Linked DNA regions of Homo sapiens: all the other regions are linked to region 1. Evidence: chromatin loops called from intact Hi-C (ENCODE). Cell type or tissue: A673. All regions are shown on one strand. Links, peaks and the distances in the headings refer to the core of each region. The heading gives the core; the rest is flanking DNA.

Region 1 (6,228 bases), core at 343-5,342:
AGGAGAGTGGATCACCTGAGGTCAGGAGTTTGAGACCAGCCTGGCCAGCATGGTGAAACCCCGTCTCTACTAAAAATACAAAGATTAGCCAGGTGTGGTGGCAGGCACCTGTAGTCCCAGCTACTCGGGAGGCTGAGGCAGGAGAATCGCTTGAACCCAGGAGGCGGAGGTTGCAGTGAGCCGAGATCGCGCTATTGCACTCCAGCCTGGGCAACAAAAGCAAAACTCCATCTCAAAAAAAATAAAATAGAATAAAATAAAATAAAATAAGTGGTCAAGAAATGTTATTATTATTGGGTATAGTACCCACTTTTAGAGAGTTGATAAAGTAGGCCAGCAGATAATACCTATGTTGTTAATATCAGGAGTCAGGGACTGAAGGGAATTTGAGAATGGGGGCCAGAAAGAGAAGCAGAAGAGTCCCCAAATGGAAAGTGAGTGGTTGCCAATCAACTCTAGTGTTTAACTTTATGAAACAAAAAGTAGAAGAGATATAAGAACAAATAGATAGAAGCAAAGTTATACTACACAACTTTCAGCTCAAGATAAATCAAGTGGACACAAAATTATTAAGGAGGTAGAATATGTAAATAACATAAAATATAATCAATAGGGTTGATCATATATACATATATATGGAACTTTACAGTCCTTCCTTCTCTTTTTCACAGACATAATGAATTGTTTTATCTTCTTGGGGGCAGGAAATCTATCATTTTGGAAAACCACTTCTTTCCACCTCAACCAAATGGTCTTGATAAGAACTAACAATTATAGTATCCCTCTCTCCTGGCCACAAGGGTGAGCATGTGGCTCAGGCTAGACCAGTAATCGGTTCCCATCTCTAACCATAGTGATTGGTTTATAGTTGGGCATGTGACTCAGGACAGGCTAATCAGAAGTTTTCCCCAAAGATTTTTCAAACAATCTGGGCTGAGAAATTCCCTTACCACCAGCGCAGTAAACCTGGAAAAGATGTCCAAAGGTACCTGTGACACAGCCCCTGATGGCAGGAGTAAGCTAATTAGAAAGGATGAAAGTGGCTGGGTGTGGTGGCTCATGCCTGTAATCCCAGCACTTTGGGAGGCTGAGGCGGGCATATCTCTTGAGTTCAGGAGTCCGAGACTAGCCTGGCCAAAATGGTGAAACCCCGTCTCTACTAAAAATACAAAAATTAGCTGGGCATGGTAGCACACACCTATAATCCCAGCTACTTGGGAGGCTGAGGTTGGAGAATTGTTTGAACCCAGGAGGCAGAGGTTGCAGTGAGCCGAGATCACGCCACTGCACTCCAGCCTAGGCCACAGAGTGAGACTCTGTCTCAAAATAAATAAACAAAGAATAAAAGTGACATAAAGAGAAACATAAAGATGAAAGATGGAGAGTCTTCCAAGGAGAGTTACAATTCCTGTTTTCCTACAGCCATCTGCATTGCTGCCCTTCTAGTGGTTTGATTATATGTATTAATATAGTCCTTTTTTTGATTCACTGGTTGGAACTGGCTTTGTGTCATTTTCAACCAGAAGGGCTCTAACGAATACAAATTGATGTGATGTGTGTATATAAACAACAGGATAATAGCACGGAGGTCCCTGAGCCATTAATTCAGATTGATGGGTCAAAGCCAGACCCAGCATACTTGTTCTCGGGACAGCAGCCCCCAGCCACACCTCTGTAGCACAGGGGATGCTGCTGAGGTAGAATGAATCTGACACCTACGTTCACTGGAATTTTAAATGTTCCCCTGCCAGCAGTTACCAATACATCTCCTCTTTGCAGGCATGGACATTTCTGGTGAGAAGACTGTTAACAGCTTCCCCTCTTATATCTCTGTGCATAGCCAGTAAGACTTCCCTGCCAGTGCAAAGGCATGTGTATTCTTACTTGCATACGTTCACAACATGTGTACACATGCGTGCCCTCCAGGGTCTTCACACATGCACATATATGCATGAGCTCTCAGGTAGAACATGTAGGAAGCATCTGTAGTACTAGAAATTATGTTTCGTTTATTTTTAAATCTCATATGCCATATGTCTGTTAATGTGCTCTAGTTATTACCACATAAAGAATGAATAGCTGGTTTGATCTCAATTGTCGTCCAGCCTCAATTTGTTCAGTGACTGACATTAATGAAATCGTAATAGGTTGCTTTCTAGAAGGTTTTAACCATCCTCTAAGGGAGATTTTGACATTCTAGTATCCATTTCACACTTCTTTGCCTATTCTGCCATCGTGTGGGCAAGGAACACAAACATCAAGGTGTTAATGACCCAAGGTTGCATTTGAAAAGGGCTCTAATGATTACAGATTTTTTTTTTTCTCCAGGGGTAGAGGAAAAGTGGGAAGGACATGAGGAGGAAACACAAGTCCCCTCGCACCACCGCGTAAAAAGGCTGACTCTCCCTTCCTTCCTTCCTTCCTTCCTTCCTTCCTTCCTTCCTTCCTTCCTTCCTTCCTTCCTTCTTTCCTTAATTCCTCCCTCCCTCCCTCCCTCCCTCTCTTTCTTTTTTTCTTTCGACAGAGTCTGGCTTTGTTGCCCAAGCGGGAGTTCAGTGGCGCGATCTCAGCTCACTGCAACCTTCGCCTCCCTGGTTCAAGCGATTCTCTTGCTTCGGCCTCCCGAGTACCTGGGATTACAGGCGCCGGCCATGATGCCCGGCTAATTTTTGTATTTTTAGTAGAGACGGGGTTTCACCATGTTGGCCAGGCTCAAACTCCTGACCTCAGGTGATCCACCCGCCTCGGCCTCCCAAAGTGCTGGGATTACAGGCATGAGCTACCGCACCCGGCCAAAAGCTGACTACTTTTACTAAATCTTTACAAGGAGTTCAGGTTGGAGGGTTTGCTCATCGGAATGCAGTGTCCCTCAGAGGAACTAGCGCATATTAGCACCACCGTATGCCAGGCATGGAATTCTCGCGGCAATCCCTTGGGTGGAGGCCAGCTGGGTAGGCACTATCATTGCATTATCATCTTCCTTTTACAGATGAGCCTACTGAGATCCAGAACGGCTAAGTATCATGTCTAAATTCCCACAGGTAGTAAGTGGCAAAGCCAGGAGGTTTTGAAAATAAGCTGGGAATATAAACGGAAACTATAAAAAAAGTTTCATTAGAAAACTATGTACAAAGAAAAACAAATTACAGGAATACGATTGCACACAAGGCAATGTATATCTATGTCTTATGAAGCTAAATAATAAAACCAATACTTATGAATGCACCAACTAACTTAAGGAAACAGCACCACCAATGCCACTGAATCTCCTTGGGTGCTCCTCTCTGACCCTATCCTCTTGTCTCCTTGCCCTGAGATAGCCACTATCCTTTTTTTTCATTCCCTTGATTTTCATTACTGTTTTATTCCAAAAGTATGTGTGTTTAGTTTTGCTTTGTTCTGAAATGTATACAAATGGAATTTTATACATTTTACGTTTCTCCTGTGACTTGCTTTATTCACTCAAAGTTGCTCGTGAGATTCATCCATGTTGCTTGGTGTACTTGCAGTACTTTTTTCACCAATGTATAGAATTCTATACATTCAATTCTATTCTATTCCAATTTCACCAATGTATAGATTTCAGTATAGAATTCTGGCACATGAACGTGCCAGAATGTACTCATTCATTTTCCTGCTGATAGACACTTGGCTTGTTTCCAGGTTTTCACTATTACGTGCAATGCTGCTATAAATGCTCACGTACATGACTTGTGGGACATGGTGTAAAAGTTTCTCTAGGGAATATACATGGAAACAAATGGCTGCATTATAGTGAATACAAATGTTCAACTTTTACAAAACAACCTAATATCCTTTTCCAAAGTGGTTGTATTATATCCGTTCATGTTCCTACTGGAATGTATGAGAGTTTCCATTGGTTTACATCTTTTGCTACCATTTGAAGTTCCCAGAACTTTAAATTTTGGCCAAACTAATGAGGTTAAAATGGCATGTCGTTGTAGGTTTCTAGGAGTTTGTCAAATTTGTAAAAGTTTTCAAATTTAGTGGCATTAAGTTGCATCAGTTGATGGGGCAGAGAGAGAGCATTCCAGGTTGGGGGAGCCACTTGGGAAAGGGTTCTAAGTCAGGTCAGAGGTTGGTGCATGTAAGGAACAGAAAAAAAGCCAGCATAGATGTTGCATAATGTGTTCACCTCTGCCTTAGGCAGCTAACCTCTCGGTACCTCACATTTTGCCTGACTTTACCTACGGCATCTGCCAGACCTTACCTGCTAGACCTGACTACTTCTGAACAGCTCTCAAGTATTACACCATATTATATGGTGAAATTGGGCTTTAATTTTAACCAGATGGATTCAAACTAGCTCTTATGTTTTTTTATCAGTTAGCTCTCACATTTGGATGAACTTCCAGAAGCTTATTTCAAAATATCTTTCTGACCATTGCACCATGGGTCCACTGTCAAATCCTCCTTGATCATCAAACAACTTTAAATTTGCTTTTTGAAATGTATTTAGGCTCTCATATACAGTTCTGAAAGACATGTGAGAATAAATTTTCAGGAATTTATTTTAGAGCAAAAAATCAACTTCCATTGGCCTAGAATAAGGAGAGAACCTGTTAACGAGGCAACTGTGAATTATGATTATCTTTGTTCTTTGGGAGATTTTACTGCTGGTCGAGTGAGTCTGAAAGTCTAACTCAGGTTTTGCCCATTGGATTGCAACATACAGACAATAAAAACAAAACCCAAGATAAGAATTAATAATTATGAAGTAAGTGAAGTTTGCCTTTGGCCCTCTGTGATAGCTAGAGTCTGATGATAGCCCCCAGGGAATCACACGACCTGGCATTTGCACCCTTGTGTAATCTCTGCCCACATTAAATACGGGCTGGCCTGTGACTGGTGTTAACTAATAGACTGCTGTAGAAGGGACACTGTGTCAGTTCTAGATCTAGCCTTTAAGAGGACTGGCAGTTTCTGCTTCCTATCTCTTGGAATACTCACTTTTGGGAACCCTGAGCCACTGTGTGAAATGTCTAGCCACTCTTCTGCAGAGACCACAGGGAGAGGTCATGTGGAGGGTAGAGGCCCTGAGACCATATGGAGAGACATAGCAGTCCAGCTGTACCAGTGTCCCAGTCAAGCCTCCAGATGACTCCAGCCTCAGCTATCATGTGACTGCAACTGTAGGAGGGCTCCCAAGATAGACCAGCAGAGCTTCACAGCTGAGCTCAATAAACCCACAGCACCATGATAGATAATACAATGGTTTTAAGCCACTAAATTTTAGGGTGGCTTGTTATGTAATAATAGGTAACCAAGGCCGGGCGTGGTGGCTCACGCCTATAATCCCAGCCCTTGGAGGCTGAGGCAGGTGGATCACCTGAGGTTGGGAGTTTGAGACCAGCCTGACCCACATGGAGAAACCCCGTCTCTACTAAAAATACAAAAATTAGCTGGGTGTGGTGGTGCACACTTGTAATTCCAGCTACTCGGGAGGCTGAGGCAGGGGAATCGCTTGAATCCGGGAGGCGGAGGTTGCAGTGAGCTGAGATAGCGCCATTGCACTCCAGCCTGGGCAACAAGGGTGAAACTCTGTCTCAAAAAAAAAAAAAAAAAAGTGACCAAAATAGAAATTAATATGTGAAAGTGGAGTGCTGACGTAACAAGAATCTAAAACATGTGGCAGTGGGCAAAAGCTGAAATGGCCATGTAGAAACTGTTAGTGAAGGCTTGAAGGAAATATGCAATTTTTGGAGCTCTCAGTCACCATATAAAAAGCCTAAATACCAGCAATAGAGCGAGACTCCGTCTCAAAAAAAAAAAAAAAAAAAAAAAAAGCCTAAATACCTTGCTGGAAAGGCCACCTGGAGTGGCAAGGTCTTGATATACAAGGAAAAAGAGAAAGGCTCAACCTTCCAAGCATTCCAGATGACTCTAACCTGGTTGCATTACTATCTAATTGCAACCACGTGAGATAATCCAAGTGAAACCAGCTAAGGAACTGCCCAGCTGAGACAAGTTCACTACTAGAACAATGTGAGATAATAAAATGGTTGCTGTTTTAAGCCATTAAGTTTTGGCAATGGTTGTTATGCACGATAGATAACTGAAACACCTCCTATGGCCTCAGGTTTTCATTGTTCATTGACTCCTGTGCTCATACATATTCCGGACCCACAGTTATAAAGTTCCACCTCAATCTCCCTTCCTTTTGGCAGTGCTACAGATGGTCATTAAGGCCTTGGCTTTGCAGTCATG
Region 2 (6,228 bases), core at 524-5,523, 1.2 Mb before region 1:
CCAAATCTGGTAAATTTCTGAGTGTAAGACTGAACTCTGTGAAAGTAGATGTTTCTTTTATGAAATGCCTCAAGTTAAGCCAAGAGGAACTCTCAGTGGTATAATATGGAGACAGGATTGAGATGTGTCCTGGCTGACTACACTTGACAGTTAACAAGAATAGTTCTAGTCTACTAAATGGCAGCATTCTTGTTGACTTAATCAAAATTGATCTGATGCTAGGCTTCTAATGATGCTCTTTTGTTTGAATAAAGCTGATTGATCTCTTTACTGAACTGGTTGTGTCTTACTGCTCTCTAAATAGCTAACAGGTTGTTCTTCATTATGGTTATCAACAACAACAAAAAAATCACACTACCAGCACATAAATGGGTTTCTGATCATGGGACTCACAACTGACAAAATGCCAAGGCCTCTGATCATAGTGGTAACAAATAGTTTCCAAGTAGAATCAACTTTATCAGCATTTAATACACACAGGTTACTAATACACAGTCTTAACTGGAATTTTGAGTAGAAGGCATCTTCTTGTGTTTCTTCTTATCAAGGAGTGTGCGAAATATATGTAAATGTTGATGTTTTGCTCGAGACTGGAGAATTTCCAGTAAAATGGATGTGACATAATTCAGTGTATGCATATAAAGTGCACTAAAATGGAGGCTCCATAAGGACATGAATATTTGTTTGATTCCCTGTTATGTCCTCAGTTCCTTATATAACACCCAATGCACATTTTTTGAAAAAATAAATGGATATGAGTATCACAAAGAGTGTCCATTTGATTACCTTGACTCCCTCACCTTCTCTTGGGCATACCAAACTACTTTCAGCTTCATGAGTAAGTCAGGCTCTCTCTCCCACTAGGCTTTTGCATCTTTTGCTGCTGCCATTGGGAATCTTAATTTCCAGAATACTAGCCCCACTCACATTACTTCACCAGTCTCAGGACCTGAGACTTCTGTCCTTAGAAAGGACTGCTTCAACATTTGGCCCTTGGCTGGTGTCTGGGAACTTGGCTGGCAAAAGTTCTTTACACTGATACAAAACTTGCTAAATGGTAAAAGTGCCTCACTATGTTTAAATAGTTTTGCACAAACAATGTGGTTTATGCCAAACCCCTACCTGTTTCCCTTCTGGGCATCTAGAATTTTGGTACATCCCAGGCAGAAGATGCCTATGTGATCAGTCCCCAGCAAAAACCGTAGGCACTGATTCTCTAATGAGCTTCTCTGGTAGACAATATTTCATGTGTGCTGTCATACTTGTTGCTGGGGAAAATAAGCACGTCCTGTGTGATTGCACTGGGAGCGGACTCTTGGAAGTCTGTGTGTAGTTTCCTCCAGACTTCTCTCCATGCACCTTTCCCCTTTGTTAATTTTGCTGTGTGTCCTATTGCTGTAATAAATCTTAGCCAGGAGCATGACTATGTGCTGAGCCCAACAAGTTCCAGAGTGAATCATCAAACCTGGGGGTGATCTTAGAAGCCTCCAACATATCTTTTACTATACACTCATCACATTTCATGAAATAAACAAGTAGCCTCAGATTCAATCTAGACAGTAAGTTTTATGAGGGCAGTAATCTTCCTGGTTTCACTCACCACCATATCCCTAGCACCTAACTCCATGCCTTGCACATTGTGGATATTAAAAATACTATTGGAATTCAGGAATCAATCAATCAATAAACCAACCAGAGAATTCTCTATAGGGAATTAAGTTAATCAAAGTCTATACTTACAAACCAATTGTTAATAGTTAGAGGAATGGTTATAAACTCAATATTGGTTTTGATTTTTACACTTCAAGGTCCAACAATTTCTTGTGGAATACATGTCTAAACTTATAATAAGAACTAATTCAAAAATATGATCTAATGCATTCAGCTTTTTCTTTCTCACATTTAGCCTAGTATGTGGCCTGCATAAGGCAATAAACATGGTTATTAAATAACAAATACATGAAAATATATAGCAAGTTCAAACTCTATAATGAAATTACATTAGTTTATTCTCAGAATAAGAAATCACCCTGAACTGTGAAACACCATTCATTAGCAAGTCATCACAAACTTGCATTTCTTTTCTGCAAAACTTGTTGTTTGACAAGAACTCCAAGCTTCTTGCTCTAACCCATTATTGTAATGATGGGGAGACAAAGGTTCAGAGAGGAAAAGAATCAGGGCTCTCTGATAACTGTATGCAGTGTGTTATGGATTGAATTGTGTCCTCACAAAATTCATAGGTTGAAATACCCCCAATACCTCACAATGTGACTATATTTGGAGATAAGGTCTTTATAGAGGTGATTAAGTTAAAATGAGGCTGTTAGGATGGGCTCTACTTCAATCTGATTGGTGTCCTTATAAGAAGAAGATATTAGGACATACAAAGAGACACCAGGGATGCATGCACAAAGAAACGTCTGTCTGAGAACACAAGGAAAAGGTGTCCATCTGTAAGCCAAGGAGAGAGGCCTCAGAAGAAACCAAACCTTGAACTTGGACTTCTAGCCTCCAGAACTGTGAGAAAATAAGTTAGTGTTGTTTAAGTCACCCCGTATTTTGTTATGGCAGCTCTAGCAAACTAACAAAAGGAGTTTCTCATCCTCCAGATGAAAACCTTTGCTACAATTCCTGTCAAACCAGAGAAAAGAGAAGGCAGCTGGCAGTCAAGGATTCCAGAAGCCCTGGGCAGTTTCTCCCTCTCTCCAGCTGTCCAGTCAAATTTCAGGCTGGAGAAGCCAAACTAGTCACTGGGAACTGCGGTGGGGGTGGGAGGAGTCTGCCTGGGCAGCCAGTTTGAAGCAGGACTGCTGTGTGCTGGCTATTAGCAGGCAGGCTCCTGGAGATGGCAGCATTAGCTAATGATTGCTCCTTCAGGCAGGACAGCTGCCTTTCTGCTTTTTTCCATAGCAATTTGTGGCCAGGGAAGGCTAAGCAACGGGCCCAAATAAAGCAAGGACCCTTGCCAGTGCCATATGTTTCTAACTGAAATGGGGAGCCCTAGAAATGCTTTTAGAAATAACCATTTGCTCTTAGCTAATTGCAATTCCCCTACCCCAGCCCTTTGTCAGACCGCAGCCTTCAGGAATACCAGGCTGCCTGGGGGACAATTGTACATTACATTGTCAGTCTGGGGTGTAAATTTCCCACTCCAGTCATCCTGTTGAACTCACAGTTCTGTCCCTCCTCCTAATCCTCCTTCCCCAACATGCCATCCATATTTCTGGCTCCAGGTGATGTCCACTATATACTCCATCTGGAACACCCTCCTTCTTTCTCTTGATCTAATTCCAGTCCTTTACCTACTTCCAAGCTGAATTATACCTCTGTTATCTGTGAAGCCTTCCTTGGGCACCACAAGCTGCAGTAAGGCTTCTTTTCCTGAAGTGTAATGGTGCATAGTGACAAGGGACCTATACTGGAGCCACATCGAAGGAGTTGAGCAAAAGGTACACAGAGGCAGGGGATGGGTGCGATGAGAAACAACCCTGTCTGTGCACCTAGTATGCCATTTACTGGCTTGGTACCTAATCCCATGCTGCCTGAGGAACATACCTAGCATCCTGGTTTGACTCTTGGTCACATTACATATCATGTGCATTGATCACTACTGCCTCAGGGTTTTCCCTGCCAACCTCACCCCTTTCCCACCTCCCCACCCTTTGAGCATCACCTATAGTGTATGTCGCTGAATTCCAAGTGGCATGCAATTTTCTGCATGCCACTTGGCATATTCTCCCAAGTGGCTTGCAATTTTCTGAACTTGGTGCTGAATAGACATTTAGAGGTGAATTCAAATCCAGCATGGAACCTCTGTGAATTTCCAAGAAACTCTAAAAACAACTATTTTGCTGTGTTTTCTGCCATCCTTAAAATGTCAGTCAAAGGCCTGAAGGAAGAGCTAGCTGCTCTGTGAATTTTTTTTCTCTGTGAATTTTTTTTTCTGTGCCTAGAAATGTGTGTGAACCAATAGTGAGCTGGCAGTATATGAGACATGGCAACGGAGCACAGGAAGGAAGACACCAAAAAATGCCCAACACAGGATCTCTGACCTTGAATTGTTTAGACGAATAAGGAAGACAATATACTGAGTGCTACAATGAGGGACAGGCAAGGAGATGTGGGACCATCAGGAAGGCAGAAAGGAATAGAAAATGAGGAAAGTTTACTGAGAACCTACTATACACCAGATTCTGTGACAGCTGCTTTACATGGATGATCTACTTCAGTTCCTTTAGCAACCCTGTGAATTGGTAGTATTATTACATCCATGTCTGACAAAACGAAAATCAAGGATAATTGAGTTGCCCAGAGCTGCACATCAAAAAAGTAGTAAGGGTAGGAATTGAACTCAGGTCAATTGTACTTCAGGGACTGTACTGTTAGTCACTGTGCTGAACTAGCACATGCAGTACTGAAATTCAGCTCTAAATCTGTGGCAAGTTAACTTTTACTAGGCGGGAATAAGGAAGCTGTGTCTGCTCCTCAAAGTCAAGTTGGAAGGGGAGAAACAAATGCAGGGGAAGCCAGAGTGATCCCTAAATGTCCCTACTACTACACTTCTTCCTCCCATCTGAGCTCAGGGAACCTAGTCCTCTCCTCCTCCCTCAATGTACATACCGGGGGAATGTACTCTGGGGAAGAGAAAAGGACCTGTCATGTGTTCACACAGCATGTCTCCTGATGCTCAGTGCACTTCCCTTGCACCCAGGTTTTAGTCCCAGAATGTTACCTTCTCAAAGCAAGGACCGTACATTTCTATGCATGGTCTTTTCCAGACACATCCCAGCTAGAGCAATCAACAGCCAAGACCTCAGCAACCGGACCACTGAAACTGACAAGAAAAACACAGCAAGTTCCTAGGTCCTCATGCTTGGCATTGCAGCTCTCCACTCATCTCTGCTCTGGATCTTCGACCCTCTCTTCTCAGTGACCACTAGCTAGTGGTTGAGATGAGTCCAATCTGGCTCCTCTCACACAGGAAATGCAAGGCCCTTGGCATACCATGTGTCCCCTCCTTAAACTGCTTGGCTCCTGCAGCCTACCCTGAAGCTTTCTGGTCCCCCAGCTCTTTTTGCTTTTCAGCAAAAAAAGAGTTTTGATTACAAAAACTGTCAGAAGTAAGAAAATTTATCCTTGTTAAAGGACACAGCCAAAATCAATATATACATTCTATTCCATATAACAGTCATTTCATTTATGCTAATTAAATAACAGCTCCACAATCAATTATTTGGCTATTTACTAATGGAAAATAATGAAAGCGACTCATGTGAATAAATTCATGCTCCTCCTTTTAATCATTTTAGGATGGTCTGCACACATTTTAATACAAAAGTGCTCACATTCCAGGTTTGCCGGAACAGCAGGCAGGTCCTTTCCTTGAACGACAACTCCTTAAGGCCAACAGGGTAGCAAAAAGTAATGAGTGGAAGCTGAGAGCGTAAAAATATTTACTGCACATAGTCCACATTTGGTTTCCATTGCAGGTTGGTCTGAGTCATTGCTGGCTTTTGGTTCATAAATTAAAAAAGCAGATTTCTGGGTAATTGCAGATTCCCTGACCAAGGGCTTGGGATGGCATCACGTATCTGACAAAACCACTTTTGCTTCAAGAACTCAACACTCCTAACCTTCTGCAATAGATTGGGAACACTGCATACACCAAGCGAATATTGATGCCCCGACATCTCCTTAGGGCTTATTTCAAACTGGTTGCCTCCCCTGTAAAATGCCATTTATGGCAACTGGCTGAGAGGGAGCTATTTATAGTAAGCAAAGCAGGGCATTGCTCTCCAGACACCTCAAGTGTGCTTTTCTCATCACCTGTTTCTCTGAACAAGCAAACAAGGGAAGAATGAAGTTCTAATGCTGGCTGAGGAGAAAGAAAATATGTGGAGCAGCTACAAAAGATCAGCTTGCTGTTCTCAGGCCCTGGTTTCCAGGGGAGATGCAGTAATCTTTAACCTTCTCAGTGCAGTCCCGCCTGCCTTACTCTGTAGCTGAAGTCTGGCCACTGCATTGTCCCAACTGGCCTACTTCTCAAGTGCAGCATTGGAAAAGTGGAAGGGGTATGGGCTGTGGAATCCAAGAGACCTAAATCCACTCTGCCACTTAGAAGTCATGTGACTTTCGACAATTACATCACCTCTCTTAACTTTAGCTCCTCATCTGTAACTTGGAGCTGTGTAGGCTTGTTGTGAGGCTAGAGCAGTAAAGCAGCTG
Region 3 (6,228 bases), core at 846-5,845, 1.2 Mb before region 1:
TAATTTTCAAGGAGGGGTGATTTTACAACTTGGGGACAAAGAGCATTCAGCATCAACCAAGTATCCACAGAATAGGCCTAAGGTACTATATGCCAGCAATGCAGCATGCCTTTGCCCTTACCTTATGTAGCTTCTGTCCAGCTATTTCAGCTGATTTTGTTAAAGCCAACCGAGAACAGGTTTTGCCTTCACAAATATACACGTGAATAGATACAAATAATCTAAGTCTTGGCTTATCTTCTCCATAACTTGATACAAGCCCCCATGAGCCATTCATTCCAATGACAACAGTCTTACTGTCCTCTGTCCTTTCATTGTCCCATGCTTTTGCCTGTAAAGCTCTTGCCTCAGGCCCAGATTTACAAAAATGATGATCTAGTAGAAAAAAGTAGGTAAGGGTATTCCTACCCATTCTTCACAGGAACTGGGAAAAATAGGAACTCAATAAATAAATTATTGGCAACGTTTTCAAAAGAAAAAACGAATAATGAAATTTAACTCAGCTTACAAAACACAACTCTAATACTTCTGCAGGAATAGAGGTGATGATGGTAATGATGATGATGATGATGACTGATGATGGTGACGAAGACAGCTAAAACTTATACACAACTTGCTATGCATGAGGAATTATTCCAAGTACTTTGGAACTCACTTAACCCTTGCTTCAATCATATGAGGTGGGCAGTATGTGATCTCACTTGATATATGAGGAAACTGAGGAATAGAAAAGCATAGCACTTTGGCCAAAGTCACCCATCTAGTAAGTAGTGAAATTAACATTCAAACTGAGAGAGTTTGGTGCCAGAGTCCTTGCTCTTACCCACCATTCCAAACCATTATGCTTTCCTAGACCTCTCATAGCACCTCCACAAAATTTGGCTTAACTCCACACTGTTGGCACTTAACAGAAATTATTAAAATAGAAGGCATGGTATCTAAGTGCCCACTTCCACACCAAATGGTAAGATTCCTAAAGGCAAGGCCCATGTATTATTTGTCCCTGTATCATCTAGGGCCTACTACAATATCCTGACCTATCATATACCCAGAATAAATTAAGTGAACTGATTTAAAATATTAGGCCAATCCATAAGAAACTGACATTGTTATAGGTCAAAATAGTTGATTGTCAGCAATTTATTTTCATTAAACTTAATAGAATATGGACAACACCCACCTGCTCCGAAGCTACCCATATTCTTCATGCTCTTTGTTTTTCTTATTTTTAAAATGTTTATTTATTTATTTGAGACAGGGTCTTGCTCTGCCACCCAGGCTGGGGTGCAGTGGTGCAATCTTGGCTCACTGCAACCTCCACCTCCAAGGTTCAAGTGATTCTTGTGCCTCAGCCTCCCAAGTAGCTGGGATTTCAGGCATGCGCCATCACGCTGGCTTATTTTTGTATTTTTTATAGAGATGGAGTTTTGCCATGTTGGCCAGGCTGGTCTTGAACTTCTGACCTCAAGTGATCCACCCTTTTTCTCCTCCCAAAGTGCTGGGATTACAGGCATGAGTCACTGTGCCCCAGCTCTTCGTGTTCTTTGAATGATTTATTAATTTGCAGCACATTGATAATCAGGAAGAGAAAAATACCATTAGAAAGTTTACTCACCTACTACTGATAAGGCCAGGACAAGAAAAAGTTCATAGTTCTTGATTTCTTAATGCAAATATTTTATTCTTCATTTTCCTTTATGGTAGGTACATAATAATGACTTGGGGTGTCTACAACACCATTTTTAAAGGTCTCCAAATCGCAATGGACAGTGCGTCAAACATTTTATCAAGGTGATGTTTAAATTAACAAAGTCTCCATCCAATTCTTATCTCGTCTCTCATTTATTCATTTAATTCTGCAAGTAATTTTCAAGCATTTCTTGCAGACCAGGACTCGGGAGATACTAAAAAAATATAACCCAGTTCTCACTGGCGACTCTTAAGTGGTAATGATATATCACTCCACAAGATGGCACTAATTCTTCTTTGTATTCCTTTCCCATCGTGATAGAAGATCCTACGATTTTTCTGCTGTCACAGAATACATAGAAGCATGACTTCTGTTTTGCAATTTATGCAGCTGACTGCCCATATTAACATATTCCAGACACTTGAGTCCATTTGGCTTTCTCAGGGACTTTCAAATGTTACTTTGGGAGAGGGTGTATATTATAGCATGGAGATATGTTGTGATGTGAGGGAGTTGAAACCTTTTCCTATTGCCGGTCTCTACCCTGGAGGAGCACTCAGACTTCAAGAAAAGGAGGGCAGAAAGCTGCATACAACATAGCAAAATGTATGCTAAGGCTGGAGAAGCTCAGTGGGCCTTGGGCACTTGCCTAAAGCTTCCCAGGGAAATAGATGCTCCAACTGCATCTTGGAGTTCCTCATATGCAGCTTCCCCATCCCTACTATTTCTACCAAGACTGATATTATGTATTTGTGCCCACTGTCACCTAGACCCTCTCTGACAAAAACATGGGATTGGCAAATTGTGACCTATGATTTTACTTCAAGAAAATATCCTAAGCCTGCAAAGAATACTTTTGAAAATCATAGTAACACTGAATGTTATATACCAGGCAGTTTGCTGCACACATTGTAGAGCTTATCTTATTTAATATCTCGTAAGAACCTTACGAGATATTTTTGCCTACATAACAAACACTTATACCATATTAAATGCATTTTCAAATATTAACTCACTTCAATTAACCATCATAACGGTCCTATGAGGATATATGCTGTTTTAATTTCCATTTTGTGGGAAACTGAGGCACACAGGGATTTAAGTGATATGCCAAAGGCCTCACAACTGGTAAGAAGTGCAACTGGGGTTCATAACCAAAAATGTAAAACATCGAGTTTGGGCTCTTATGTTGCCTCTCTGTTTCACAGGAAAGTAAGTAGATTCATCGGCTAAGAATGTCCTCAAATTCCTGCTACCAAACCTATAAACCTATCTGAATATGCATCTTCTTTCCTCTCTGTCCTTTGCTAATACTTATATCCTCATCTGTGTTCTGAGTTCTTTTCTCTAAGCACTTTTTGGGACCTCGCTCTGTTGACTCTCCTCTCCCTCTCTTTGCTTCCCATTTTAGGCCTTTAAACTACAATCAGATGTCTGGTCCAGACAAGATGGTGTAGATGTATTTCTCCCTGCTCCTCTGCCCAAAGTATTAATACAAATATGAACCCTGGGAATAATGCAAGCAACAACTAGAGGAAAACTCTGTAAGGTGGTAAAAGGCTGGCTAACTGGTTTAGGATCCCAGTATTGGATAAATAGCACAGTAGCAGGGTGTCTTATGATCCTCCCCCTATCCAACAGAACAAGGTGACACAGACCCAGCATTTCCTGATCCCTGACAGAACAGCAGATGGCAGCCCAGGTAGGCTTGCTTCTTTACTGGATCAAATGGTAATTCCTCTCACAATATCAGGTGAACCTGGGAATGGCAGCAAGGGGACATGATTGGGAGCCCTACTAATAATAAGTAGCCAGGGGAAGCACTCTCCTTCCCTGACAGCCCAGGACTCTCTTCCCTTACTGTGAAACACCAGGCAGCCAGGCAGTACTGGCAATGGGTATCCTGCCCCAACAAGCAGACCTTGTCCAAAAAGGTTTTTTGTTTCTACGGACCTGACACTCTCTCCCATTTTGAGAGACATCAGGTATCCAGGAAACAGCAACCAGGGGATTTCTACCACAAGAGGGTGCCCTGTACGTGAAGCATTTTTGTCCCAACAAAGGAGAAAAAAGGACCCAAGAATCCCTTCTTCTGCCAGAGGATGCTGGAGCAGGTGGGTGGAAATGATGGGAAAGGCCCAGCCACGACAAGTGGCCTACCAAGGAAGGTTCTTTATTTCTGTGGGCCTGGGAAAACCCTGTCTGCTCCCTCAGGCAGCACAAGCAAGGACCAGTGGGAGTTCCCAAGGCACCAGATAAACCATGCCGACCAAAATAGCACCGCGAAAGCTCTAAAAATATTAAACTGCCATTGTAGCCTCAACTCACAAAGTAGGCCAGAACCTTGACGCCAAATCTCAATGGAGTGACTTCTTGCTAAAAATACAAGATTTAGATAGGATCCATAGTCTCCCAATATATTAGCCAAAATGTCCAGGACACAAACAAAAATATCACCTGTCATACCAAGATCCAGGAAACGCAAAACATAAATGAAAAAAAAAAAGATACTCAGTTCATAATAACATTGAGATGACTTAGATGTTAGCATTACCTGATTGATAAGGATTTTAAAGCAGCTATCATAAAAATGTTTAAACAGCAATAACTTATTGAAAAGGTGGGGGTAGGAGCCAAGATGGCCGAATAGGAACAGCTCCGGTCTACAGCTCCCAGCCTGAGCGACGCAGAAGACAGGTGATTTCTGCATTTCCATCTGAGGTACCGGGTTCATCTCACTAGGGAGTGCCAGACAGTGGTATTTCTCAAAAGAAAACATACAAATGGCACAGATATATGAAAAGGTGCTTAACATAATTATCAGAGAAATGCTAATCAACACTATAATGAGATATTACCACATCCCAGTTAAAATGGCTTACATCCAAAGTGGAGACAAGATGGCCGAATAGGAACAGCTCCGGTCTACAGCTCCCAGCATGAGGGAGGCAGAAGACAGGTGATTTCTGCACTTCCATCTGAGGTACCGGGTTCATCTCACTAGGGAGTGCCAGAAAGTGGGTGCAGGACAGTGGGTGCAGCACACCGTGCGCGAGCCGAAGCAGGGCGAGGTATTGCCTCCCTCAGGAAGCTCAAGGGGTCAGGGAGTTCCCTTTCCTAGTCAAAGAAAGGGGTGACAGACCGCACCTGGAAAATCGGGTCTCTCCCACGCTAACACTGCGCTTTTCCGACAGGCTTAAAAAACGGCACACCGGGAGAATATATCCCGCACCTGGCTCGGAGGGTGCTAGGCCCACGGAGTCTCGCTGATTGCTAGCACAACACTCTGAGATCAAACAGCAAGGCGGCAGCCAGGCTGGGGGAGGGGCGCCCGCCATTGCCCAGGCTTGATTAGGTAAACAAAGCAGCCCGGAAGCTCGAACTGGGTGGAGCCCACCACAGCTCAAGGAGGCCTGCCTGCCTCTGTAGGCTCCACCTCTGGGGGCAGGGCACAGACAAACAAAAAGACAGCAGTAACCTCTGCAGACTTAAATGTCCCTGTCTGACAGCTTTGAAGAGAGTAGTGGTTCTTCCAGCACGAGCTGGAGATCTGAGAACAGGCAGACTGCCTCCTCAAGTGGGTCCCTGACTCCTGACCCCAGAGCAGCCTAACTGGGAGGCACCCCCAGCAGGGGCACACTGACACCTCACACTGCAGGGTACTCCAACAGACCTGCAGCTGAGGTTCCTGTCTGTTAGAAGGAAAACTAACAAACAGAAAGGACATCCACACCAAAAACCCATCTGTACATCACCATCATCAAAGACCAAAAGTAGATAAAACCACAAAGATGGGGAAAAAACAGAACAGAAAAACTGGAAACTCTAAAAAGCAGAGCACCTCTCCTCCTCCAAAGGAACCCAGCTCCTCACCAGCAACGAAACAAAGCTGGACGGAGAATGACTTTGACGAGCTGAGAGAAGAAGGCTTCAGATGATCAAACTACTCTGAGCTACGGAGGATATTCAAACCAAAGGCAAAGAAGTTGAAAACTTTGAAAAAAATTTAGAAGAATGTATAACTAGAATAACCAATACAGAGAAGTGCTGAAAGGAGCTGATGGAGCTGAAAACCAAGGCTCGAGAACTACGTGAAGAATGCAGAAGCCTCAGGAGCCGATGCGATCAACTGGAAGAAAGGGTATCAGCAATGGAAGATGAAATGAATGAAATGAAGCGAGAAGGGAAGTTTAGAGAAAAAAGAATAAAAAGAAACAAACAAAGCCTCCAAGAAATATGGGACTATGAGAAAAGACCAAATCTACGTCTGATTGGTATACCTGAAAGTGATGGGGAGAATGGAACCAAGTTGGAAAACACTCTGCAGGATATTATCCAGGAGAACTTCCCCAATCTAGCAAGGCAGGCCAACGTTCAGATTCAGGAAATACAGAGAACGCCACAAAGATACTCCCCGAGAAGAGCAACTCCAAGACACATAATTGTCAGATTCACCAAAGTTGAAATGAAGGAAAAAATGTTAAGGGCAACCAGAGAGAAAGGTCGGGTTACCCTCAAAGGGAAGCCCATCAGACTAA
Region 4 (6,228 bases), core at 340-5,339, 400 kb before region 1:
AAATAGAACAATTAGCTGGGCTTGGTAATGTGCACCTATAATCCCAGCTACTGGGGAGGCTGAGGCAGGAGAATCACTTGAGCCTGGGGAGCAGGGGGTGCGGGAGGTTGCAGTGAGACAAGATCGCACCAGTGCACTCCCCATCCTGGGTGACAGAGTGAGACTCTGTCTCAAAGAAAATAAATAAATAAATACATTTCTTGAGGCGTTTCTTGTTAAATCATTCATGGAGAGGCATCCCAAACACTACATTCAACAAAACACTCTGAAAAATGTTTTCAAATGCAATATAACACAGCAGAGATTTGATGCTCTGTTATCCAGTTTTCATATAAGGCAGTGTGAGCTGTGTCCCAGAGAGGACAGTGGTCTGAATCCACCTGAGACAGAATTGGGTCTAACTAACTGTGAGTATGGCCTTCAATAAGTCACTCTCCATTTGGGAATTTGATTTCTCCACTTCTATAATGAGAGTATTTGACAGGATGCTCTCCCAAATCCCTTGCAATTTTGTTAGTCTGTGATTTCATGTTTTTATTTTTATTCCTTCATCCAACAAATAGTCAAGGAGTAATTGCTGTCTGCCAAATACCAACAGTATTCATTAAATTGTAATTCAGATTTTATATATATATAAATAATGTATAATGTGTATAAATTGCTTTGTGAGTGCCTACTACACTGCTAGACAGTAGTTGCTCAATAATTGTTAGCTGAATCAGAATCCATGTTTATCCCAGAGTAGCAATTAGTCTTGCATCGAGTATCGTGAAAGAAGGCCACGCTTAAATAAGAATAATGCCTGGGGTTTAGGTTTTATGAAAAAATGAAAGGAAATTAGTTCTGCTTTTGTTGACTAAAGGAAGGGAAGAGAGAAGAGACTATAATTGTCTGCCTCAGATTTAAGGAGGAGGCTAATTCATGCATTAAACACGTTACTTCAAATTTGAATGACCAAAGGTCTGTAGCCTCAGCACTTCAAAATTGGTAAAAGTAAGACACTCTGGCCTTGTTTCCATAGAGACCACCCCTTACAAAGGCACCAATGGGAAACTGGCCTCAGGACTCCTGTTATTGGTCTTCTCTGTGGCAGAGAAAGGAGCTCTTGGACCCATAAATCTCTGAGCCACAGTTCTTTTTGCCATGGGCTCAAAAATGATTGAATTCATCATGAGCCACCTGTGGCATATTGCCACCACTAAACATGTGGGGCCTTTAAGCTCACTAAGAGCCAATGTCTTCAGAGCCAGCCCTGGCTTGATTCTACCTAGGGCATTTGCAGTTGCCATATAAGAATCATTAGTGCTTTCAAAATTACTGTAGATACTTTGCCTAAATAGACTAAAACATGCTGCCGTCATATTGGAAGTGACAGATTAAAATAGAACTCTTGCCAAGTGAAGGAAAGTGTGCTAATATAATGCAGTCATTTTAACTTGCTGTTTAAGTGTGATTGTTTTTAGTTCTTTTGAATATTATTTGTTTTATACTGACAGGAACGAAGTACTGTCCAATTTTCTCTGCCAAGGAAAAAAGAAAAGGTGTTCTTCCTTACTTACCTGAACCAAAACAGACCAGTTTACAAAATTGCCTAATTATAATTGCTAAACAAGTTCCGAATGCTTACAGTCTAATCCAAGAATGTCAGAGCTGCAAGGGCCCTTAAACACCATCCAATCCACTCCACTCATTTAGCAGATGAAGAGATTGAGGGCAACATAAGGCCAGGCCCAAGATAACACAATGACAGCCAGGACTAGAGCTCAAGTCTCCCACCCTGCACTTTGAAAGAATAATGCTTTCAACTGGAGTACATTAACTCTACTGTCTATATTTTTAGGGCAGCTGGGGCATTCTGCATTGGTGGCAATCCTCTCAACAACCCTGGGACTGAAAACTGCCTGGAATTCTTACTAACAATTCTCTAATTGACCAAAAGGTGACGAAATCAAGGAGACCAATAAGGTAGCTTGGAAAGCAGAGTGGCAGTCAGATAACAAACTGGAGCTTCAACCCCTGGCTCATAGCAGGTTCTCAGTAAATACATGTAGGATAAACGTGTGGTGCTGGTGTCTGGCGTTTAGCCCAGCTGTGGGCACTGGGCCTTCCAGATGTGACATTTGACTACTATAGCACATTCAACAGTGTCATCTGGCACACAGTCATTCCAGCAACAATTCAACTTTATTCACTGCAACTGTGCTGGGGAAGACGTGCGGCACACGGAGACAGCAGGTTACTCCAGAAGCTGTTTGAGGGTTGAAGGCAGGCTTCAAAGGCCCACCGAAGCTGAGATTCTAACAATGCATTGCACCTGCGGATGATTGGGAAACAGACTACAGATGCTGAAAGGCCTCTCTGAGTAAAGCAATCAGGAATCAGAGCTCTTTTTGAATCTGAGGCTTATGCCATCTAAAAAATCTCAGGGTTAAAGCCATAAAAATCAGCATGTTGTGTAAACTGTGGAAACTATTGAAAGAATCACAGCAGGCAAAGGACTGTGGGACCCCTGCTCTTTTCAATCAATCCAGGCCCACAAATCACTCTAGTCATTTTTTCCTACGGTAGTTTCGAGGCAAATCTTTTTCATCCAGTCTTTGGGGCTATGGACTGCCTTGAGATTTCTGAGTCAATCTCAACTTCTAATATAGGTATCAAAAGTGAAGAAGAGCAGGCAGATCTTTTCTTGCATATGTAGACAAAGAGGCAAAGACTTCTGTCTGGAAGAAGGCAGAGACATTTTCTCCATGCCTTCACAGAACTATTTCAAACTCCTGGCCAGGTCATTCCACTCTAATAGGAGAGCTATCCTTCTATTCTCTTGGTTAAGAGAAAGCTGGAAATAGAAACAGGGATATTCCAGGCCAGACACAATGGCTCACGCCTGTAATCCCAACACTTTGGGAGGCCGAGGCAGGCAGATCACTTGAGGTCAGGAGTTCAAGATTAGTCTGGCCAACATGGTGAAACCCATCTTTACTAAAAATACAAAAATTAGCCGGGTGTGGTGGCGCACGCTTATAATCCCAGCTACTCGGGAGGCTGAGGCACGAGAATTGCTTGAACCCAGGAGGCAGAGGTTGCAGTGAGCCAAGATCATGCCATTGCACTCACATCTGGGTGACAGAGCAAGAAAGGAAGAAAGAAAGGAAGAGAGAGAGAGAGAGGAGGGAGGAAGGAAGGAAGGAAGGAAGGAAGGAAGGAAGGAAGGAAGAAAGGAAGGAAGGAAGGAAAGATACTAATGATTCCAAAGGCTTTCATTCAAACAGTTGCTGCATTGTAATGTTAAGTATGAGATACTAATTCATAAAAATTTACCACCATAGTAAATCTCCCTGATACCATCACTCTTAAACCTTTAGAAATGCTACAGCATCTAGCTTCTCTAGATCAATAATCACAGAGGCTTAAGTGCTGACCTCATAAAGATAAAGAGTTCCCATGATTTACACATTACGTGCTTTCATAAATATCTATATATAAAAGCCTATTTTCCTCTTGGACTATATTACAAAAGTAAGTATGCATTTTCATAAGATTCAAACCCAGCTCTAAATGTAAGAAGCCAAATTAAGAATGTAGCAATGTATGAATGAAAAGGAAGGAAAAAAGCCATTACTAACCACAACTCTGTGCAAAACTCCCTGTCATCTAAGGTAGGAATAAGATATTTATCTTGAACACATAAGGGAATATGTCATAGAAAGGGAGACAGGGAGGTTGAGGCAGGTGACTGGCTTGAGCTCAGAAGTTCAAGAGCAGCCTGGGCAACGTGGCAAAACCCTGTCTCTACAAAAAATACAAAAATTAGCCAGGCATGGTGGCTCATGCCTGTAGTCCCAGCTACTCAGGAGGCTGAGGTGGGAGGATCGCTTGAATCTGGGAGGTTGAGGCAGCAGAGAGCCATGGTTGCACCACTGCACTCTAGCCTGGGTGGCAAAGTGAGACCTTGTCTCAGAAAAAGAAAAAGAGGAAGGGAGGGAGGGAGGAAGGGAGGGAGGGAGGTAAGGGAGGGAGGAAGGGAGGAAGGGAAAGGAAGGGAGACAAAAATACAAAAAAAAAAAAAAAAGGCCTCCTGCATTCACTTTCTTCCTAGGCTATAAGGAGGTGTTTTCATTAATTTCTAGGAAATGTAAAAAAGATTAGCCTAGGAAACTATGGTTATAACCCTGGCCTTTTTATCTCCTGTTTTGTGTTTGTCTTCTCCATAAGCTGTATCTACCCCTCTTGTCTGTGCTTTCTGTCCTCATTTAGGTAGCTATTTTGTTTTTGTACCTTATTTTTATAGATTCAGCTCTTAGCTTTCATTTCAATCTCTTTCTCCCTATAGCTATTACCCAATCAAATAACCTTGTGATAAAGTTTAATATCTGAACAAAACTGTTGTTCTTGGCCACAGGGATTTCGTTTCTCTCAATATGCCTCCCATATTTTAGTTGTCTATGTTCTCTTCCATACACTCTGTTTCTAGTCCTAGATGAACATGCTTAAGATTAGAATCTCCACTTCCTTAGTTTAGAAAATCTAGATTTAAGTAACAGATATGCTAAAAGGACAGGTGCACATTACCTAATAGTGGGATTGTTATAATTCAGAAGTCTTAGTACACTCTAATAAAGAATTTTACTGTACACTTTCTATGTACCTAGCGTTGTATCTATTTCCTAAGGTGCAATGAATGGTATGCTGGAACTGGCATATACAAACTAACTCTCAAAAACCAATGTTAAAAGAAAAACTTTAGACAAAATAAATTCAACTGGAGGTCATTATATTAAGTGAAATAAATGAGGCACAGAAAGATAAACATCACATGTTCTAACTTATGTGTGAGATCTAAAGATCAAAATAACTTAACTCATGGACATAGAGCCTAGAAGGATAGTTACCAGAGGCTGGAAAGCGTAGTGGGGGGTTGGAGGGTAAGTGAGGATGGCTGATGAATACAAAAAAATAGAAAGAATAAGACCTAGTGTTTGATAGCACAACAGGGTGACTATAGTCAATAATAATTTAATTGTACATTTGTAATAACTAAAAGAGTATCATTGGATTGTTTGTAATGCAATGCATAAATGCTTAAGGTGATGGAGACCCCATCTTCCATGATGTGATTATTACACATTGCATGCTTGTACCAAAATATCTCATATATTCCATAAATATATACACCTACTATTTACCCACAAAAATTAAAAATAAAAAAGGAAAACAAAGAAAAAGATTCAACAGAGTTTATCTGAGCAAAGAATGATTCATGAATGGTGTAGCAGTCAGAATCAGGGGAGGTTCAGAGAGCTCTGCTGCAGCAGCCTGAGCAGTGAGTTTTTATGGGCTGACAGAGAAGGAAGACAAAATATATTTAACTGGTTAGAGTGGAAATACCCTAGTTAGAGGTGAGTTGCTGATTTCTGATTGATAAAGTCTCCAGTCTCCTTTTACTGTTTACACTGGGCTTCAGTTTGCTTATGTAGGAACTTAAAGGGCTTGAGCGGTCCAAGTCGGGTATCCAGTGGCTTCCCCTACCCTTTTTTTTTTTTTTGAAATGGAGTCTCACTCTGTTGCCCGGACTTGAGTCCAGTGGCCCGATCTCGGCTCACTGCAACCTCCACCGCCCAGGTTCAAGCGATTCTCCTGCCTCAGCCTCCTGAGTAGCTGGGATTACAGGCACCTGCCATCACTTCCAGCTAATTTTTGTATTTTTAGCAGACACAGGGTTTTACCATGTTGGCCAGGCTGGTCTCAAACTCCTGACCTCAGGTGATCTGCCTGCCTCGGCCTCCCAAAGTGCTGGGATTACAGGTATGAGCCACTGCACCAGCCACTTTTTTAACACCAATTTTGCACATCACTTCCTAACTTCCAGTTCTGTGTCCTCATGTTGGTAGCTTGAAATCTGCCATGGTAGGAATCTTTACACCATAGAAATCAACAAATGGTACAAATAGGGTTTTGGTGTGTCTTTTAAAGAGAATCAGTTGCTTACCATTTGCCAACATACAACTGGACACAATATAATTGTTTGACTAACAACTCGTCATTTTTGCAGTACAGCTACTCAATTATTGCTATGACTGAGCACTAAATTCACATTGTAAATTAAAATATAAAGGTTGTTTAAGGGAGCAAAATGTTCATGAAATAGAAATATTGAGAAAACCAGGCCTTTAAAGATGTTCACAGATGGTAACAGATACTTTGTGTTGTAAAATAAAATGTAACATTTCT
Region 5 (6,228 bases), core at 24-5,023, 420 kb before region 1:
GGTTCCAAGAAACAGGGCATGAGAGAGAGTCTTGATCTACCACTATAGTTCTCGTGGTAGCATCAGAATCACCTGGGAACGTAGAAATGCAAATTCTCCTGCTCTACACTAGACCTACCAAATCAGAATATCTAGGGGGTGGGGCCCAGCAGTCTGTGCGCAAACAAGCACTGCAGGTGATTTTGATGCACATTATAGTTTGAAAACTAGGCCAGGTGCAGTGGCTCATGCCAATAATCCCAGCACTTTGGGAGACTGAGACGGGAGGATTGCTTAAACCCAGGAGTTTGAGACCAGCCTGGGCAACACGGCGAAACCCCACCTCTAATTAAAAAAAATACAAAAATTAGCTAGGTGTGATGGCTCCCACCTGTGCTCCCAGCTATTCAGGAGGCTGAGGTGGGAGAATCACCTGAGCCTGGAAAGTCGAGGCTGCAGTGAATTGTGATCACACCACTGCACTTCAGCCTGAGTGACAGAGTAAGACCCTATCTCAAAAAACAGAAAAAGAAAAACACTGGCCCAAAGGAAATGAACTTGTTACAGAAGCCGGGGTTCAAAACACCAAATAATGCACTTGTACCTAGTCCTTCCCGGGTGCTCTGCAGACATTTCTCCAAGCGTAGTCTGCAAACAACCTACATATGTAGAATTACCTATGCACATTTTTCATTTAACAACCAAGAGCTACATTTGTAGCAAAATCTGGGTTGTAACTTAGCCTACAGCTGAAGCCTAAGAGATTCCGTCTGTGAGAAGAAATAACCCACCTCTTTGGCCCCCCTCCCCAGGCAGGAAGCCAGGATGGTCCTTATATAAAGTTGTGCTGTCCAATAGGTAACCACTAGCCACATATGGCTATTTAAATTTAAATTAACTACAATTAAGAGAAATTAAAAATTCAATTCCTCAATTGCACCTGCCAAATTTTAAGCACATAACAACCACATGTGGCTAGTAACTACTGTATTGGAGAGTGCAAGCGGAGATAGAACACTCTATTACTGCAGAAATTTCTATTGGATAGCACTTATAATAGTTTAGTGTAACTTAAAACTCCCTAGTTGCCACAGTCATGATTTAGTAGTAATTTCATGGATTTCTCTACTGAGGTTAGAATCTCTGCCATTAGAGACTGATAAATTTAAAGTTTGCAATTATCAAACTGGTGACAATTTAAGCCAGAATCAGGTAAATGTCCTCAGTTTTAACAGCATTGGAATTTTCTGGGACTAGCTGTGTATCTATCCAGGATTCTTGAGAATGCCTGCCATTTTTCAACATAATGGATGTAAGGTATTACACATATACCTGGGGATGGGGTGGTAGGTATAATTGCACAAGCATTGTGGAGAATGGTATCAAAGAGTGGCAGAACATCACAATCAAGGTTTTCCCTTTCTTTTACCTTTGCTTTTTAAAAAGACAATATTTGCTGGACCTGATCTTATAACTCATAAATGGGACACTGTATGTTCCTTTTTACCTCCTCTGTTTCTACTTAATTGCACCCTATGAGGACTGCTTCCCTTACCTACCATAACCCCTTCCTTCACTCATCCATATCTTTACTCTTCTTCACAACTCTGTAATATTGACCTTCTTTATGAACCTTTCCTGGAACAATCCCTCTTAAGTGCAAGCACTGTTATTATGCCTTCAATGTATTTAATATCCATGTATCTATTCTCTCTAATTTTGTCATTTTGTGTTCTCATGTATTTTCATTCATTATGTGTCCAACTTCCATGGATAACATGGTTACAACAAAAGATCCTACTTTATGACAATTATCTTCCTTGGGTTTGTGGGACATAGAACAGTGCTCAGAGTAGGGGATCCAAGAACCCAGGAGAATATATTAGCTAAGAAGATAACTTCCGTTTTTAAAAGTCCAAGATTCAGGAGATCAAAACCATCCTGGCTAACATAGTGAAACCCCGTCTCTTCCAAAAATACAAAAAATTAGCCCGGCGTGGTGGCAGGCGCCTATAGTCCCAGCTACACGGGAGGCTGAGGCAGGAGAATGGCGTGAACCGGGGAGGCGGAGCTGGCAGTGAGCCGAGATCCCGCCACTGCACTCCAGCCTGGGCGACAGAGCGAGACTCCGTCTCAAAAAAAAAAAAAAAAAAAAAGTCCAAGATTAAAAAAAAAAAAAAAAAAGGATGTCTGCTTTGTGAGTTTAGCATTGTCTCCTTGTCATTCCAGAAATGAAATGGCAAATACATTTAAATCAGAACTAAAAAGGGGAACAGGGTATAAAGGCTCAATTTAGTCACATCATTTCCGTTTCTCACCCACCCCCTTTAAACCAGATGTTTGCCAATGCATTAACAATGCAGATGTTTCCTGAAAGAAAGTTTAGTAACTCAAGCAGACACCTTATTTTCTTTTCAAGCAGAAAAGACTATGAGATGGTGGTTGTGGTTGTTCCGGGAGGGAGAAGATATAAATGATACACATTATTTCAAATCATTTCATGACCTCACTGCACACTTATAGTTATTGTACCTGTTGTCTTTTTGCTGTCAAGCCTAGCTAAGATCATTTGGAATGTTCAAGATCACTCATACATGCATGTGCACACATACACATGCACATATGTTCACTCCCTATTTCATCCACATGAACTAAGATTACTGATGTGTACAGATTCAAAGCACTTTTATTCTTTTCCAAAGGCAAGAAGCTGAGCTACTTTCCAGAATAGTTGTGAAAGACCCTGTCATACTTCTGCATTGTTTCCTCCACACCACCTCCATCCAGTTCCTTATGAATGGTTACTGGTTTTCAAAAATATGAGATAAATTGAGTGTATAAAAGTCATTTTTAGACAAAATGAAACAGGAAATGAAAGAAACCAGAATCTCTCCTCATTTGTGGATGGGCCAGCTCCACCATGTCATGGTTAATCTGCAGGGAGGAAATACTAGATTTGATTGCAGATCAGACTGCAGCAAACCTGCTGTGACTAAGGCATCAAGAGAAAGCAAGCAACAGCTGGGGCTTCAGTGGTGAAAACATTATATATCTAGCTTTGAAATATGAAATACTGTTTAGCAGTGTCACCTAGAAAAGAGTGTTTCAAAATGCTGATGCTTCATAAGAACCTTTCTCTTCAGAGTTGTTTCTTTTATCTTTCAAATTAGCCAGGGTGGGAAATAAAGTGATCACTTGGTGAAGAAATCTCACAAAGAAGAACATAGAGAGTTCACTTTCATCTGGAGTAATGAACAGATTGAACAAACTAGAAATGGTTAGTCTGTTAAAGAAAAGGTGTAGGTGAGCTGTTTGCAAGAGCCACAAGGGAAAGGGGAAGACAACTTCTTTGTGGACTTAAGGGTGAAAGTTGCAAGCAGGCAAGACGATTCTGACCTCCATTAAGAAAGCCCTTTCCAACCAACAACCACTGGGTTGGTTACGCAGGTTGGGCAGCATTGGGAGCAAATGTTGATTGAACAAATGTTTGTCGGAATTGTTGACTTAAAGAGCTGTTCTGTCACTGGGGACAGCAGCGGCTAGATAGCCCCATTCAGGGAGAGGGCATTTGTTCACCTGGCCAGAGATCAGAGCAGGCTAAGGGACTGCTGGGATCCTGTCCAGCTTTGAGACCCTACAGAGCCATGTTCACCTAGCACGTATCCCGTCTGCGGTCACGCTCATTTCTTACCTTATTCCAGGGCTTTCACCTCAGCTTGCCAGGCTGGAGCCAAGGGCCAACGCAGCCGCGCCTTGTTCGCGATGGTAGCTTCCCAGGAGCCCCCTATGGTTCCGGAACGGCGCTGCCGGCCCCATCCTGTTTGCTACCTCCTAAAGCCAAAGGCACTGGCGGGCCGGGCCAGCTTCTAAAGTCGCGCAAGGTTAGAAGGTTCCGGACAGGAACGGCGTGAGGCCAATGGAAGGAGGTACTTCAGTTTCCCTCCAGATGCCCAGCGATGGGCTCAGAGCTCCTTGAGAACTCGGGAAAGGAAGCAGGGTCTCTGAAGAAATACTTCAGGAGTAGAAAGAGGAAGCTAGAGGGTTAAATGCACTACACAGGAACAGAAATGAGTTTTTCTTAGAGTTAGTATATGTCTAGAGGTGTAGTAAACTAAAACAAGTCTTGAATTGCATACCGCCACGTAGGGAAGAAATGAAAACCTTTGAATATTAGTGAAAAAAGGGAAACTGCAACGCCTGTATTACTAGATAGCTTTCATCAACAGCTCAAAACCGACAGATTTAAAGAAGCAACACCGCATTTTGGCTTTCTAAAGCTTTAATTTGGTTTGGATCCCATGCCCATGACCCTGCCAGCTGACAATTCTAAGCATGCGCAAACTGGCCCCAAAAATTCCTCCCACATTTCCGAAGAACTATTTGGCCCTTTATGTGAAGTACCTGGTTTTTCCATTTTCTGTTTTACCATAGGCCTCAGTTCGGTGTGTGGCGTATTTATTCTACATTTAACAATTTGAAGATCATTCTATTAGATTAAAAAAAAAGAATACAATGGAAGCCAAGTGATTAAGCTTTCCTTATGCTTATATTAAGTTGTAGCATATGCATTTACCGATAGTTAACCGTATTAACCTACAGAAAATGTCCAGGGAAATGGTCTATTTCTTATTCTATTTTTGACCTAAAGAAAATCTTTAAAATGTCTTAGCATTTTCCCCAGTCTCCATCCACTTTCCTCAGCTTTGGCCTGAAGCTATCTTTAAAGGTACCCTGTACAGCTCTTGCCCTGTACAGCTAGCTACAGAGATTCAATCCTTTCTGTTCGATTAGGACACATCTCAGTGGCAGATAACATGCAAAGTTATTATATGTATGAACCAGAACTTGTTTTTCCTTAGGGGCCAGGATGTTACACTAAGGTCTTAAGACTATAGTAATATCTTCACTTGAAAAAGCCCTCTATTATTCCTATCTCAGATGATAAAAATTCAATTAAGAGAAATAAGAACGTGACATGTGTAATCGCACCTGGCTCTACAAAGCTAGTCTGGACAGACATTTAAACAATTATCCTCTAAGATTATTTGATGAAATGCATTTCAATGACTAGTTAACCATTAAAAACCAAAGTGAGCATCCCATCTGTTCCCAGTCAAATGACCTAGAGCAAAGGACTAGGCAAACCACATCTGTGGGCATAGCAAGCTGTACATCACAAACAAATGAATTTGCTTTGTATATGAGTGAGAGCAAACACTCTTTATTGTACAACTTGGGTGGGTAAGTAGGGAGAATAATGGTTTTACTGAAATCGCAGGTAACGGTTACGTTGGAGTTAAAGGTTAGGAAGAAAACCAAAGGGTAAGAGCTGTTGTTCTGGGCTGGCATTGTCAATGAAGAGCATAAATTCAGATGTGAATGTATATTTTGTAGAAGCATGTGTGTTGTTGGTTTTTGTGTATGTGTGAGTCTGAAAGAGGGAAAACAGGCTCCCATTAGACTATGACTAACAAAAATGTTTGACAGATTATAACTCAGATGTCTTACTCAGAGCATATGCCTTCCCATTTTCCCCATTATTCCCCAACATGATGTCTTTAAGAACTTGTCCTTGACCGAGCAGACATCTCATACCCCAAATAGCTAATATTTTGATAGCTATGATCCTGAACGGCCAAACATTCCAAAACCAAGTAGTTTGTAATATCTTTAAATGCAAATATATTTTAGGCCTTTTCCTTGGCAAGGATGTTTGGTCAGGGGTTGGCAAAAATAATGCTCTTCAGACTTAAAAGAACACAACCATATTTCTTAGCCATCCACCAGAAAGTAGTAGAAGCTCCAGGAAGCAAGTCTTTGTCAGGAGTCAGACTAGCTACATCATAATCTCTCTGCCCAGGGGCTGTGGATGTCATCCATCCTGGCCTAACTAGCCTACTGAGCTGAGAGATGTCCAATTTCCCCCCAATACACTAACCAGAGGAGAAGGACCGTGATATCATTGCATGTGAATTCTTAATTCCAATTGCTTAAACAAATATGTTCAGTTGTAACTATCAATACCAGTATATAACAGTGTTGGCCAAGTTTTATTGATGCTGACAATCAATTGGAGTTACAGCCAGACACATGGTCTTATGACCGGCGTACTTACGCAGGGCTTTGCACTGAGACAGGTCGTGCATCTGAGGTTTACTGCTTTGCATTTTTGTTTTGTAACTGAAGTCTGATGAGACAGCCAGAGCATGTGCTACCTAGGGACTTGAATCCCTGCAGCCCCATTTCACT

The links. A loop is a pair of places that touch in the nucleus more often than their neighbours do. Peaks named below come from ENCODE experiments on the same cell type or tissue, not always from the same donor. Only the 100,000 strongest peaks of a DNase experiment are listed, where the experiment ranks them.
Region 2: a loop joins it to region 1, with 12 times the contacts of the local background. A loop is called at or near these places in 2 of 110 quality-filtered maps.
Region 3: it touches region 1 in a loop (14-fold over the local background); 12 of 110 quality-filtered maps call a loop at or near these places.
Region 4: a loop joins it to region 1, with 12 times the contacts of the local background. A loop is called at or near these places in 5 of 110 quality-filtered maps.
Region 5: a loop joins it to region 1, with 7 times the contacts of the local background. A loop is called at or near these places in 5 of 110 quality-filtered maps.

Annotation. Positions count from the first base shown.
Region 1 is chrX:139,968,649-139,974,876 of GRCh38, forward strand. No RefSeq gene overlaps it. Among named protein-coding and RNA genes, the nearest start is that of CXorf66, 6.2 kb to the left of the region's middle. In A673, for the core only: a CTCF peak has its summit at 2,252; DNase peaks (open chromatin) are centred at 1,853, 2,303, 2,923 and 3,663; H3K4me3 peaks cover 1,432 bases; H3K27ac peaks cover 4,822 bases.
Region 2 is chrX:138,753,609-138,759,836 of GRCh38, forward strand. It overlaps a transcript of FGF13 not described here. Among named protein-coding and RNA genes, the nearest start is that of FGF13-AS1, 45 kb to the left of the region's middle. In A673, for the core only: a CTCF peak has its summit at 2,841 (motif pointing right); a DNase peak (open chromatin) is centred at 2,843.
Region 3 is chrX:138,773,727-138,779,954 of GRCh38, forward strand. It overlaps a transcript of FGF13 not described here. Among named protein-coding and RNA genes, the nearest start is that of FGF13-AS1, 65 kb to the left of the region's middle. RefSeq lists an enhancer at 4,088-5,287. In A673, for the core only: CTCF peaks have their summits at 1,948 (motif pointing right), 2,152 and 3,705 (motif pointing right); a DNase peak (open chromatin) is centred at 1,995.
Region 4 is chrX:139,563,804-139,570,031 of GRCh38, forward strand. No RefSeq gene overlaps it. Among named protein-coding and RNA genes, the nearest start is that of F9, 36 kb to the left of the region's middle. In A673, for the core only: no CTCF peak of the experiment used is centred there; a DNase peak (open chromatin) is centred at 3,348; H3K27ac peaks cover 3,837 bases.
Region 5 is chrX:139,551,699-139,557,926 of GRCh38, forward strand. The region is part of intron 6 of F9 (coagulation factor IX); the gene reads left to right. Among named protein-coding and RNA genes, the nearest start is that of F9, 24 kb to the left of the region's middle. In A673, for the core only: no CTCF peak of the experiment used is centred there; DNase peaks (open chromatin) are centred at 2,313 and 2,813; H3K27ac peaks cover 2,640 bases.